Regions from separate parts of the Homo sapiens genome. Here all the other regions are linked to region 3. Evidence: chromatin loops called from intact Hi-C (ENCODE). Cell type or tissue: A673. All regions are shown on one strand. Links, peaks and the distances in the headings refer to the core of each region. The heading gives the core; the rest is flanking DNA.

Region 1 (3,930 bases), core at 909-3,408, 150 kb after region 3:
TTTTTGTCAGTTCCATTTCTTCATTAACTTTTTGATTGGGAAAATAAAGATAATTACACAAATCTATTCTCAAATTTAGCCATGGATGATTTGATTTCTCTTTCTGTCTCTTCTGTGCCTGTGCATACACACACACACACACACACACACACACACTCAGAGAACAGAGTTGTCTCTTTCTCTCTCTATATATATACAGAGCATATATATGTGTGTGTATATATATGTATATGTATGTGTATATATATGTATATATATATATAGAGAGAGAGAGAGAAAGATAGAGAGAAAGATGCTCCTCAACTTATGATGTGTTATGTTCTGATAAACCCATGGTAAGCTGAAAATATTCCAAGTCAAAAATGCATTGAATGCACCTAACCTTTCAAAAACCATAGCTTAGCCTAGTCCACTATAAATGTGCTTAGACACTTAACATGTAAATGTGGAATACTTACATCAGTTTACAGTTGGAGAAAATCATCTATCACAAAGTCTATTTCATCATAAAGTATTGAATATTTCATGTAGTTTATTGAATTCTGTACTGAACATGAAAAACAGAATGGTTGTATGGCTACTTGAAGTACAGGTTCTACTGAATGTGTTTCACTTTCACACCATTGTAAAGTTGAAACCATCATAAGTTAGGGACCATTTGTGTATATACCTATATGAGATATATGTTAGTAAGATATATATGTAAACAACATATATGTAAATGAGATATATAAAAACATATAAATAACACATAGATCTCCTTGTTGAATCCTACTGTGTACAAGACATAATTTTTTATGCTGGGATTCAGCAGTGAAGAAAAGGGAGGAAAGCTCTTGGCTTCACAGAGCTCACACTCTGGTGAGGGAGAAAACAAATATACAGAATATAAGAAGGTGAGGGCTGGGCATAGAGGCTCATGCCTGTAATTCCAACACTTTGGGAAGCTGAAGTGGAGGGATTACTTGAGGTCAGGAGTTCAAGGCCAGCCTGGCCAACATGGTGAAACCTCGTCTCTACTAAAAATACAAAAATTAGCCAGTTGTGGTGGTACATGCCTGTAATCTCAGCTGCTTGGGAGGCTGAGGCATGAGAATCGCTTGAAATCAGGAGGTGAAAGCTGCAGGGAGGTGAGATCGCTCCACTGCATTCCAGGCTGGGTGACAGAACGAGACTCCATCTCAAAGAAAAAAAAAAAAGAAGGGGGTAAGTACCATATGCAAAAGCAGAGCCAGGTGGGGGACAAGAGTGTTCAAGAGTTGTCATTTACCCATTTAGATGATATGGTCAGAGAGGCCTCCCTGAAAAGGTAATGTCTGAGCAGAGACTTATGGGAGAAGAGAGAACAGGGTGAGAAGATCTCTGGGGGAGAAGTAGAAAGTGCAAAGACACAGAGGTGGCGATGAGCCCCATCTGGTTGGGACAGAGTGAAAAAGGGGTTCAGCTGGAGGGGCCTGAGAGGTGAGGGTGGCAGAACGTGTGGAGGTGTAAGCTCAGCAGATGGTGGACACCCTGGAGGCCATTGTGAGGCTCTGGTTCTCCCTCTGTGTGATTTCAAGATCCATTGCATGGTTGCAGCTGAGAAGTGAACAAGCCTTATGACCTGGTTTCTCTTGAAGAGGATCTTTCCGGTAGGTGCCTTGAGAAAAACACAGGAGGGATTGGGAGGATGTAGAAATTCCTATTTGTAAGGGTTTGCGATCTGGGTATATGTCCACTGAGCCGTGAACTTACTGTCTCGAGTTCTGTATTCTAGTTGGGACTGTTCTGCTAACTGCTGGAGGGTATTGGCACAATCACTTAACGTTTTATTCAGAAGGGAAATAGAAGTGAACACTTAGTATTTAAGTTTGAGCCAGTTTCTTCTTAATCCCTATGATCTGTAGCCTGCTAGGATCCTCAAGTTTGTTTTTCTTTTTTTCCAACACCAGAGCATGTGTCTTTGCTTGCCCCACCTCTGTCCTCATAGTTTCTTTACTAACAGCTCTGACTTCCCTTCCCAACCTCTCTTAGTACATGCGGAAGATGAGAACAGTGGACAACGGCTTTGCTAAGCCCTGAATTGTTCCGAAGTTTGAAGTTGTAACCCATGAGCTACCTCTTTTACAAAAACAGTCAAAACTGGATGTTAGAAATATTTTGGAGGTTAAAGGAAGAGTGTCTTGAACCTCCCTACCACTGAACTGTTTAATATTCTAGAATTTATGTTACACAGTAAAAGATAGACAACTCTGTCTGCAGTTCTGGGACTGGGATATGCCTGTGCATACACGCATCTGCTCTGTTTTGGTTTCACTTCACTTTAGTTATTTGATTTGGTGTCTGCAAAACCCTGTGTGCACATTTTTATGATCCTTGGGACAATTTACTGCCAACCTTGCTTGAACTCTAAAATATGCCTCCAGTTTCGGAAAACCACAAATTATTTACCAAGGAGGCAAGGAAATGGAGGTCACTGGGCTCATTTCTTACATAATTTTCAACTTCCTTTCTGAGGCCTGACATCTCCCGGCAGTCACAGTGATGTCTTCCTTAGATGGATTCAATAATGGGGAAGAACAGATGAAAAGTGGTGAAAGTTGCTAACTGCTGTGTTCCTCTGCTTGCTTTTCATGCTGTGTGCCAGGAATCAAAGCTGGAGGAGCGGAAGGTAGATATAAAGTAACCCTGTTTCCTAGGTTATTGTGTTTATAAAGTGTTAAATAGGAAATGCGAAAAAAAAACCCCTCTGCTTTGTGGGAAACAAGGTCATTTAAGGTACGAAAACAACAGTATTAAGCTAAAACAATAGAATAAATAATCACTAAAATGAAAGTACAGAACAGGTATAGAAAGTCAATCTTTGAAACATCAGCTGTTGTCAGTTTCTTTCAAGATAATTCAAGGGTGACTAACATATAACTAGCAGATACATTCAACATACAAGAGAAAAAGAGTGAGGATAAAAGGGGGCAATAAAATAAATAGTGGAATAAGTGATGACCATAGATCAAATGGAAAGGACAAGGAAGGAGGAAAAGATAGCTCCTATGTGTCTAGCTTGGAAAGATAATGACTCAATTGAGTGAATAGGGGAGACACATTGAGGGTTTGAAAGCCAGGAACTCAGGAATTTTTGTTTATTTTTATTTTTATTTTTGAGACGGAGTGTAGTTCTGTTGCCAGGCTGGAGTTCAGTGGCCTGATCTCGGCTCACTGCAACATCCGCCTCCCGGGTACAAGCGATTCTCCTGCCTCAGCCTCCTGAGTAGCTGGGATTACAGGCATGCTCCCCCACATCCAGCTAATTTTTGTATTTTTAGTAGAGATGGGATTTCACCTTGTTGGCCAGGATGATCTCGATCTCCTGACCTCGTGATCCACCCACCTCAGCCTCCCAAAGTGCTGGGATTATAGGCTTGAGCCACTGCGCCGAGCTGGACCTCAGGAATTTTTAAAGACATGGCAACATTCTTGTTGTATGGGTTTACTTATGACAGATGGGTACATAGGTCTGTCCAAAGGGGCTGGGATACTTTGTTACGTTTGAGGAATTTTTTTCTGCTAAATTCTCTTTTCCCTTTCTTCCAAGGAGGCAGGGTAAGGAGAGGTACCAGGTGCTGGTGGATTGTTTACCTTGGAGATTTCCGCCTTACGGAGGAAATAGCTGGTAGAGTCAGCAGAGACCTCTTCTGGTGGGCCTCAGGGTTGTGAGTTGAGCACTTGGAGCAGGGAAATATTGGATGTTTTCATGACATCAGTAGGATTTAATTCAATCAATGAATAGGACCCAGAAATAAATTAGCTGAGACGGGTGGGGGAAGAGGGGCAGAATCCCAACTGTGCTTAGTTATAATTTGAGATGTAGAATAAAGAGTGCTCCAGGAAGCATGGCTCCAAGCAAATGATGAGTTTTTGAATCCCTTCATGTTTATGATTTCATTTTTTTTC
Region 2 (3,930 bases), core at 909-3,408, 340 kb before region 3:
AAGCACAAAAGAATTTTCATTTTAGACAGAGGGTACAGTGGCACAATCATAGCTCACTGCAGCCTTGAACTCCTGGCCTCAAGAGATCCTCCCACCTTGGCCTCCCAAAACACTGGGGTTACAGATGTGAGCCACTGCAATGGCCATTAATATTCTTTTTTTTTTTTTTTTTTTTTTTGTGACAGAGTCTCACTCTGTCACCCAGGCTGGAATGCAGCAGCATGATCTCCGCTCACTGCAACCACCTCCACCTCCTGGGTTCAAGCGATTCTCGAGCCTCAGCCTCCCAAGTAGCTAGGATTACAGGCTCGGGCCACTACGCCCAGCTAATTTTTGTATTTTTACTAGAGATGGGGTTTTACCATGTTGGCCAGGCTGGTCTCGAACTCCTGACCTCAAGTGATCCACTTGCCTCGGCCTCCCAAAGTGCTGGGATTACCGGCATGAGCCACTATGCCCGGCCAATATTCTTAATAATTGTTGAACAAACGGCTCTGCCTTTTCATTTTGCATAGGGTGCTACAAATCATGAAGCTGGTTATTTTTAGCTTTTGTGACCCTCTGTTTGTCTGGCTCTCCCATCTCTTTGACCACTTTCTTCCCCTTGTAGGCTCCCCTTCTCCTTCTCCCTCCAAAGTATGGTGGATCCCGAGCACATGTTCTTCCCCCTATTCTTATGTTCTCACCATTAATTCTCTGTACTTCACCTGCCATGTCTTCATAAATGATCCCCAAATCTATAATTCAAGCTATAAGAAGTCCCAGCCACAGGCCAGGTACCGTGGCTCATGCCTGTAATCCTAGCACTTTGGGAGACTGAGGCAGGTGGATTGCTTGAGCTTAGTAGTTTGAGACTAGCTTGGGCAACATAGAAAAACGCCATCTCTACTGCAACAAAAACAACAGCAACAAAATTAGCCAGGTGTGGGGGCGCATGCCTGTTAGTCCCAGCGACTTGGGAGGATCACTTGAGCCTGGGAGTTGGAGACTGCAGTGAGTGGAGATAGCACCACTGCATTCTAGCCTGTGCCACAGAGCCAGACCCTGTCTCAAAAAAAAAAAAAAAAAAAAAAAAAAAGCAGAAGAAGAAGAAGAAATCCCAACTACATTTCCAACCATTCGTTGAATTGTTCCTAGTGAGGTTCTTCTCACACTTCAAAACCTTCTTCACTCTCCCATCAACTTCTATCAACTTCCCTATATCTATTAATGTAATAGTCATAATTCAGTCACTGTAATGAGAGGGTATCTGTCTTTCAGAGCTGCCCTAAATCTTCTGATGATCTTACACACATGCAGGTCTATCCCCATCAAAGCCTCCCTTGCTTTACATATGTGACTTCGGTTTTATTAATCGATACCCTCATTTGTGGGTTTAATCTAGGAAACAAACTATGAGGAGACCAGGGAGACTCAGAGCATCAATTTCAGTGGTTCAGGTCATGGCAGAGGTAATGTTTTCATAATTTTTAAAATCAAATTATGTACATCTCCAGGGATCCCACCCACCCAAAGGGAAGCAATACAAAACAAAACAAAACAATATAAAATGGAGAGCAATACAAAACAACAAGAGGCTGGCCGCCCAAGAAAGTTGAGACTAAGATTCATGGGGTTCATCACAGGGCCAATTTTATGTAAACTCTTATTAGTGAGGCTTTGTTTTCCCCACCGAAAATTGCCTGATATCACCACTATTAATTTTGCTTCTGGAATGAGTTGAGAATATTTTTGGATTTTTTATTTCCAGAGCTTCCATCAAATGCAAGTGTGTGCTGCTGAAGTATTAGGAAAAATCAATTAAGTGCACAGAGTTGTTTATATAAGAATATCCGGACAAAATTGTTTAGAAAAGTTAAAAACCTGGCTGGGAGAGGTAGCTGATGCCTGTAATCCCAGCACTTTGGGAGGCCGGGACAGGCAGATCACCTGAGGGTCAGGAGTTGGAGACCAGCCTAGCCAACATAGTAAAACCCTGTCTCTACTAAAAATACCAAAAAAATTTGCTGGGCCTGGTGGCGCGCCTGTAATCCCAGCTACCCGGGAGGCTGAGGCAGGAGAATCGCTTGAACCCAGGAGGCGCGGTTACAGTGAGCCGAGATCGTGCCGTTGCACTCTAGCTTGGGCAACAAGTGAAAACTCCGTCAGAAAGGAAGGAAGGAAGGAAGGAAGGAAGGAAGGAAGGAAGGAAGGAAGGAAGGAAGGAAGGAAGGAAGGAAGGAAGGAAGGAAGGAAGGAAGGAAGGAAGGAAGGAAGGAAGGAAGGAAGGAAGGAAGGAAGGAGAGAAAGAAAGAAAGAAACAAAGAAACAAAGAGAAAGAAAGAGAAAGAAAGTTGGTTAAAAACCTGGACACAACCTAAAAGCCTCTCAGAAGGAGATAGGTTAAGCAAACTATGGTAAATGTGCATAGTGACATACTCTTTGTGTTAGTTGTCTGTTTTGTATAACAAGCCACCTAAAACTAAGTGGCTGAAGACAATGACTTGTTATTTCTTGATGGGGCTTGACCTCTGTGCTGTTATCTGGGCTCTCTCGGGTGACTGCAGTCAGTTAGCTGCTCAGCTGTGTCTTGTGATCTAGGATGGCCTCCCGCACAGGACAGGAGCTCATGGGGATGGCTTGGATAGCTGGTTCACTCTCTCCACGTGGCCTTTACACTACGACAGTCTCAGGAATGCATTAGGATGACAGCAAAAGCTGCAAGACCTTGTGCAGTTGCTTCTGCCATATTTAATTGGTCGAAGCCTGACATAAAGCCAGCCCAGACCCCAGACCTCAGACCCCAGACTCTTTTTTTGTTGTTGTTTTTTGAGACAGGTTCTTACCCTGTCACCCAGGCTGGAGTGCAGTGGCATGATCTCAGCTTACTGCAACCTCCTCCTTCCGAGTTCAAGAGATTCTCCTGCCTTAGCCCACCATGCCTGGCTAATTTGTTTTACATTTTTAGTAAAGACAGCGTTGCACCATGTTGGCCAGGCTGGTCTCGAACTCCAGACTCAAGCAATCTGCCTGCCTTGGCCTTCCAAAGTGCTAAGATTTCAGGCGTGAGCCACGGAGCTTGGCCCAGATCCCAGACTGTCTTGATGGAAGGAATTGCAAGGAATCTGTGGCCACTGGTGGGAGAGGGAAGGGTAAAATTCACATAACTCCAAATTTAGCATTCTCAAGTGTACAATTCAGTGGCATTTGGTACATTCACAGTGTTGTACGAGCATCACCACTCTCTAGTTCCAGAATATTTTCATCCCTCCAAAACTAAACCAATACTCATTACTTCTCTGATTCCTGTCAACCCCTAGCCTCCATTAACCACTCATTTGTTTTCTGTCTTTGTGGATTTGCCTATTCTGGATATTTCATGTGAATGGAATCATGCAATAGGTGACCTTTTAGACTGGCTTCTTTCATTCAGCATAGTGTTTGCAAGGTTCATCCATGTTGTGAATTCATTCCTTTTTATCACCTGAGTAATATTCCATTATATCAAGCTTGTCCAACCTATGACTTTGAATGCCACCCAACAAAAATTTGTAAACTTTCCTAAAACATTATGATTTCTTTTTTGCAATTTTAAAAAACTCATTAGCTATATCATTAGTGTGTTTTATGTATGGCCCAAGACAATTTTTCTTCCATTGCAGCCCAGGGAAGCCAAAAGATTGGACACCCTTGCATTATATGAATATACCTCATTTTTACAATCCATTCATCCGTTGATGGACATTTGGGTTGTTTTCACATTGGGGCTACTGTGAATAGTGCTACTACGAACATTCATGTACCTGTTTTCAGTTATGTGGGGAATATACCTAGGAGTGGAATTGCTGAATCACATGGTAATTCTATGTTTAACTTTTTGAAGAACTGCCAGACTGTTTTCCATTGTGGCCATTTTTAATTCAATATACTATCAAACAGCAAAAATGATTA
Region 3 (3,930 bases), core at 756-3,255:
GGAAATAACTTTGAAAAAGAACTACAATCATAAAAAAAAAAAAAATAGTGCAACTGTACACACTGAAATAAATAAACCAAGTAAAAATCTCATACCTATCTCCTTATCTCTTTTTATTATTTTTTAAATTTTTATTTATTTATTTAAGACGGAGTCTTAAACTCTTTCACCCAGGTTGGAGTGCAGTGGCAAAATCTGGGCACACTGCAACCTCCTCCCAGGCTCAAGTGATCCTCCAGTTACTCAGCCTCCTGAGTAACTGGGACTGCAGGTGCATGCCAACACTCCCGTTTAATTTTGTGTATAATATTTTTGGTAGAGACAGGTTTTTGCCATGTTGCTCAGGCTGGTCTGAAAGTTTTAAGCTCAGGTGCTCTGCCCACCTTGGCCTCCCAAAGTGTTGGGATTACAGGCATGAGTCACCATGCCTGGCCCTATCTTTTTATCTCATGTGCACTTGATTTCCATTTTTTCCTAAGGTCCATATGTCACATTTATTTTTCATTTTGTTGTCTTTGAAGGTAATTTTATATTTTCCCTGAGTTTCCCTCTGGGTCCGGGAAAATTTGTCATTAATACCATTCATTTATAATTTAATGGCTTTGTATAATGTACCCATTCCTTTTATTGCAACTCCTTGAGGTCAATGTGTTAAAATGTTAAATGGAAAAATGATGGGTTAATAACTACTTATTTAGAATCATCTAGAGAACACATGAACTTGCTTTGTTTTGTTTTGTTTTCATTTTTATTGCTTATATAGTCCAGGATTTAAGAGACTAAAATGGTCTCAATAAAAATGTTGTCTTGGGGAATTCTCATCTTAAATATAATTTTTACATATATTTCATGAATTCTGAATCAGAGTTTCAGATAATAAAAACAAAACATTGGTAGTCTTCAGGCTTCCCCGAATATCTGGGTATAGAAACTTATACCAAAGCTTAAAAATAAATATATTTTGGCCCAGACGCGGTGGCTCATGACTGTATCCCACGATTTTGGGAGGCCAAGGTGGGCAGATCACTTGAGGCCAGGAGTTCGAGACCAGCCTGGCCAATATGGCGAAACCCTGTCTCTACTAAAAATACAAAAATTACCTGGCCATGGTGGTGCACACATGTAATTCCAGCTACTGTGGAGGCTGAGGCAGGAGAATCACTTGAGATTCTTGGGGTGGAGGCTGCAGTGAGCTGAGATCGTGCCACTGCACTCCAGCCTGGGCAACGGGATGAGACTGTCTAAAAATAAAAATATACATATATACACACATACACACACACACACACACACATACACACATACACATATATAAATCATTTAGAGAGCACTTTATATATATGTATAGTTTGTAAAACTTACATATATATTTTGATAAAAAAAGAATGATCTTACAGACTGAGTTCCAAACACTAGAGGCTTATTATTGGTGATCTCACTGTCTTTTGGCTTTTTAAGCTATGAATTTATTAAAGTAGAAAATATGTTTGAATAGGCAACAAAGATTCTTGCCTTGTAATTGAATGAATTAATCTTTAATGTTGATTTGTTGTATTTAAAAGCCACACACCTGAAAGTCAGGCACATCACATAATTACTCAAAGAAAAACAGGCCCCTGTTTTACCTTGAGGAAGATTGGTTGACTTGTCACATGCTTTTGTTAACAAAAAAAGTGGGGAAAAAAAAATCCCCCCAGCCCTTCCTCTAAAAAGAAAGCAATCCTCTTAATGCAGGAGAAAGACTGCATTTCAGTACCTCAGAAACAAACCAGTTTTGAGTTTTGTCGTGAAAAGAGATGACACATGTAATTACAAGAGCCTTTTACACAGGTTGGGAGATTTGATTTGACAGTCGAACCCCATTAAAAGAAATGACTCTAAGGTCCTAAAGCAGCAGTGAACAATTTCCGTCCCACTCTGCCTCAGCACAGACATCTAAGAATAGACAAACTCTCAGCCGGAACCACCCACTGCGGGGCACCCAAGTCTGCCTAGTATGCAAATTCCCCAGAGGGTAGAGTTTTTCTTTTCTTTCTGTTTCTTTCTTTCTTTCTTTCAATTTTAAGAGCTGAAAATAATAGTTACCTTCTCTTTCAGGAGCTGAAATTGCCTTGACATTCAGAGCAAAACCTACCTTTACAAAATAAAACACACACACACACACACACTATAGTAGAAATGACAAAATCAAAATCAATTAAATAGAAGACAAGCCTAATTAGAATGAATCAGAAAGAGTTGCTTACATTTGGGCTGCTAATTAGAACTTCATAATAACTTTTTTGTCTTTTGTTTATTTCCTCCCTTCCTTATTCTCTTTCCTCTACATTTTGTCTTTCCCATCAAGTTCCCTACTTCCTCTTTTTTTGTTGTTGTTCAAGTACGTAACTTCCATTGTGATAGTTTCACTCTTTACCTACTTCCTTCCTTCCTTCTTTCCTTCCTTCCTTCCTTCTTTCCTTCCTTCCTCTCTCCCTCCCTCCCTTCCTTCCTTCCTTCCTTCCTTCCTTCCTTCCTTCCTTCCTTCCTTCCTTCCTTCCACTGACTGCACTCTGAGGCAAACACTTACATTGGGCCAGAGCTTGCTGGTTTTTCGGACTGCATAACCCTCATTCTTCATTTGTTCGGGAAGAACAAATATAATTTACTTGGAACTTTACTCATCTTACTCCTCCACTTCCCCCTGCCCCTCATTTATCTATAAGAATAATAAAGATTAAGAGAGACCATGTTCAGGAGTCAAGGTAATTTGAAATAGTCCTTGATGTACAGTGCTTATTAAAAGAGAATCTTGAAGATTCTACAACTAGAGCTCTGTTTCAGAAAACAAGGCATCAGTTCCTAAATGTCATACAAATTGACTACATAAGAATTTTCTTGGATGTCTAAATAAAGAGATCCCAGCCCCTAAGCTGTGATCCTGATTCAGTAGTTTTTTTTTTTTTTTGAGAGAGAGAGTCTTGCTCTGTTGCCCAGGCTGGAGTGCAGTGGTGCAATCTTGGCTCACTACAGCCTCCACCTCCTGGGTTCAAGCAATTCTCTGCTCAGCCTCCCAAGTAGCTGGGACTACAGGCGTGTGCCACCACATCTGGCTAATTTTTGTATTTTTAGTAGAGATGAGGTTTCACCATGTTGGTCAGGCTGGTCTCGAACTCCTGGCCTCAGGTGATCCACCTGCCTCGTCCTCCCAAAGTGCTGTTAGAGGCATGAGCCACTGTGCCTGGCCTGATTCAGTAGTTCTTAAGGAAGGTAGAGGGGCAGGGCAAGAGTTTCGTGAAGCTCCTCTTTGGGAATCTACTGGGATAGAGTGACTCACAAGATTTGAACAAAGAAGCTTGGACTAGAATGAGGGTTTGGTGGATCATTCTTTGATTTTAAGTTTACCTCATTAGAAAAAAAGATGGTAATAATAACAACAGAGTTGCTGTGAAGATTTTCAATAAGACCTGGAAGTGACTGCTTGTGATATACACTCAGTGAACCACAGCTATTCCAATGGAGGCTTCAGTTCAAAAAAAAAAAGCTGGGTTCATAAGCTCTGGCCTGTCTGTCTACTTCAATTGAGAAGGAATTTCTTAAGGTTTCCTTGGAAATAGAGTCACAACGACCACAGAATTGAGATCTGAATTGTCCTACAGAGAACAACCCCTCTTTGTAGGAGAAAAAGAAAACACAAATGTATGGCAATCTTTTTAGGGGAAAAGGGGGAGTCAAAATCCAAGATGGTTTTCCTGAGAATATTCAAATTAGATTATGGAGATAACAAGATGTGAACCAAGGAAAAAGAACGAATTGCCTTTATGCATGGGAGGTGAAGTAGCTGGAATCCCACCTTCATATCTTAGTTACCTCTGTAACCTGGGGACAGATTTCTTCTCAGAACCTCTGTTTACTCAAGAACTGGAGAGGCCGGGCTCAGTGGCTCACACC

The links. Hi-C counts contacts between places; a loop is a spot of excess contacts. Peaks named below come from ENCODE experiments on the same cell type or tissue, not always from the same donor. Only the 100,000 strongest peaks of a DNase experiment are listed, where the experiment ranks them.
Region 1: a loop joins it to region 3, with 7 times the contacts of the local background. A loop is called at or near these places in 1 of 110 quality-filtered maps.
Region 2: a loop joins it to region 3, with 16 times the contacts of the local background. A loop is called at or near these places in 1 of 110 quality-filtered maps.

What each region holds. Positions count from the first base shown.
Region 1 is chr5:17,434,564-17,438,493 of GRCh38, forward strand. All of the region lies in intron 1 of LINC02217 (long intergenic non-protein coding RNA 2217), which reads left to right. Among named protein-coding and RNA genes, the nearest start is that of LINC02218, 7.5 kb to the right of the region's middle. In A673, for the core only: no CTCF peak of the experiment used is centred there; a DNase peak (open chromatin) is centred at 2,468; H3K4me3 peaks cover 1,198 bases; H3K27ac peaks cover 2,258 bases.
Region 2 is chr5:16,941,946-16,945,875 of GRCh38, forward strand. It overlaps the pseudogene RNU6-660P. Among named protein-coding and RNA genes, the nearest start is that of MYO10, 7.6 kb to the left of the region's middle. In A673, for the core only: no CTCF peak of the experiment used is centred there; DNase peaks (open chromatin) are centred at 2,076, 2,496 and 3,066; H3K4me3 peaks cover 461 bases; H3K27ac peaks cover 2,500 bases.
Region 3 is chr5:17,280,593-17,284,522 of GRCh38, forward strand. No RefSeq gene overlaps it. Among named protein-coding and RNA genes, the nearest start is that of BASP1, 65 kb to the left of the region's middle. In A673, for the core only: no CTCF peak of the experiment used is centred there; DNase peaks (open chromatin) are centred at 1,919 and 2,599; H3K4me3 peaks cover 389 bases; H3K27ac peaks cover 2,500 bases.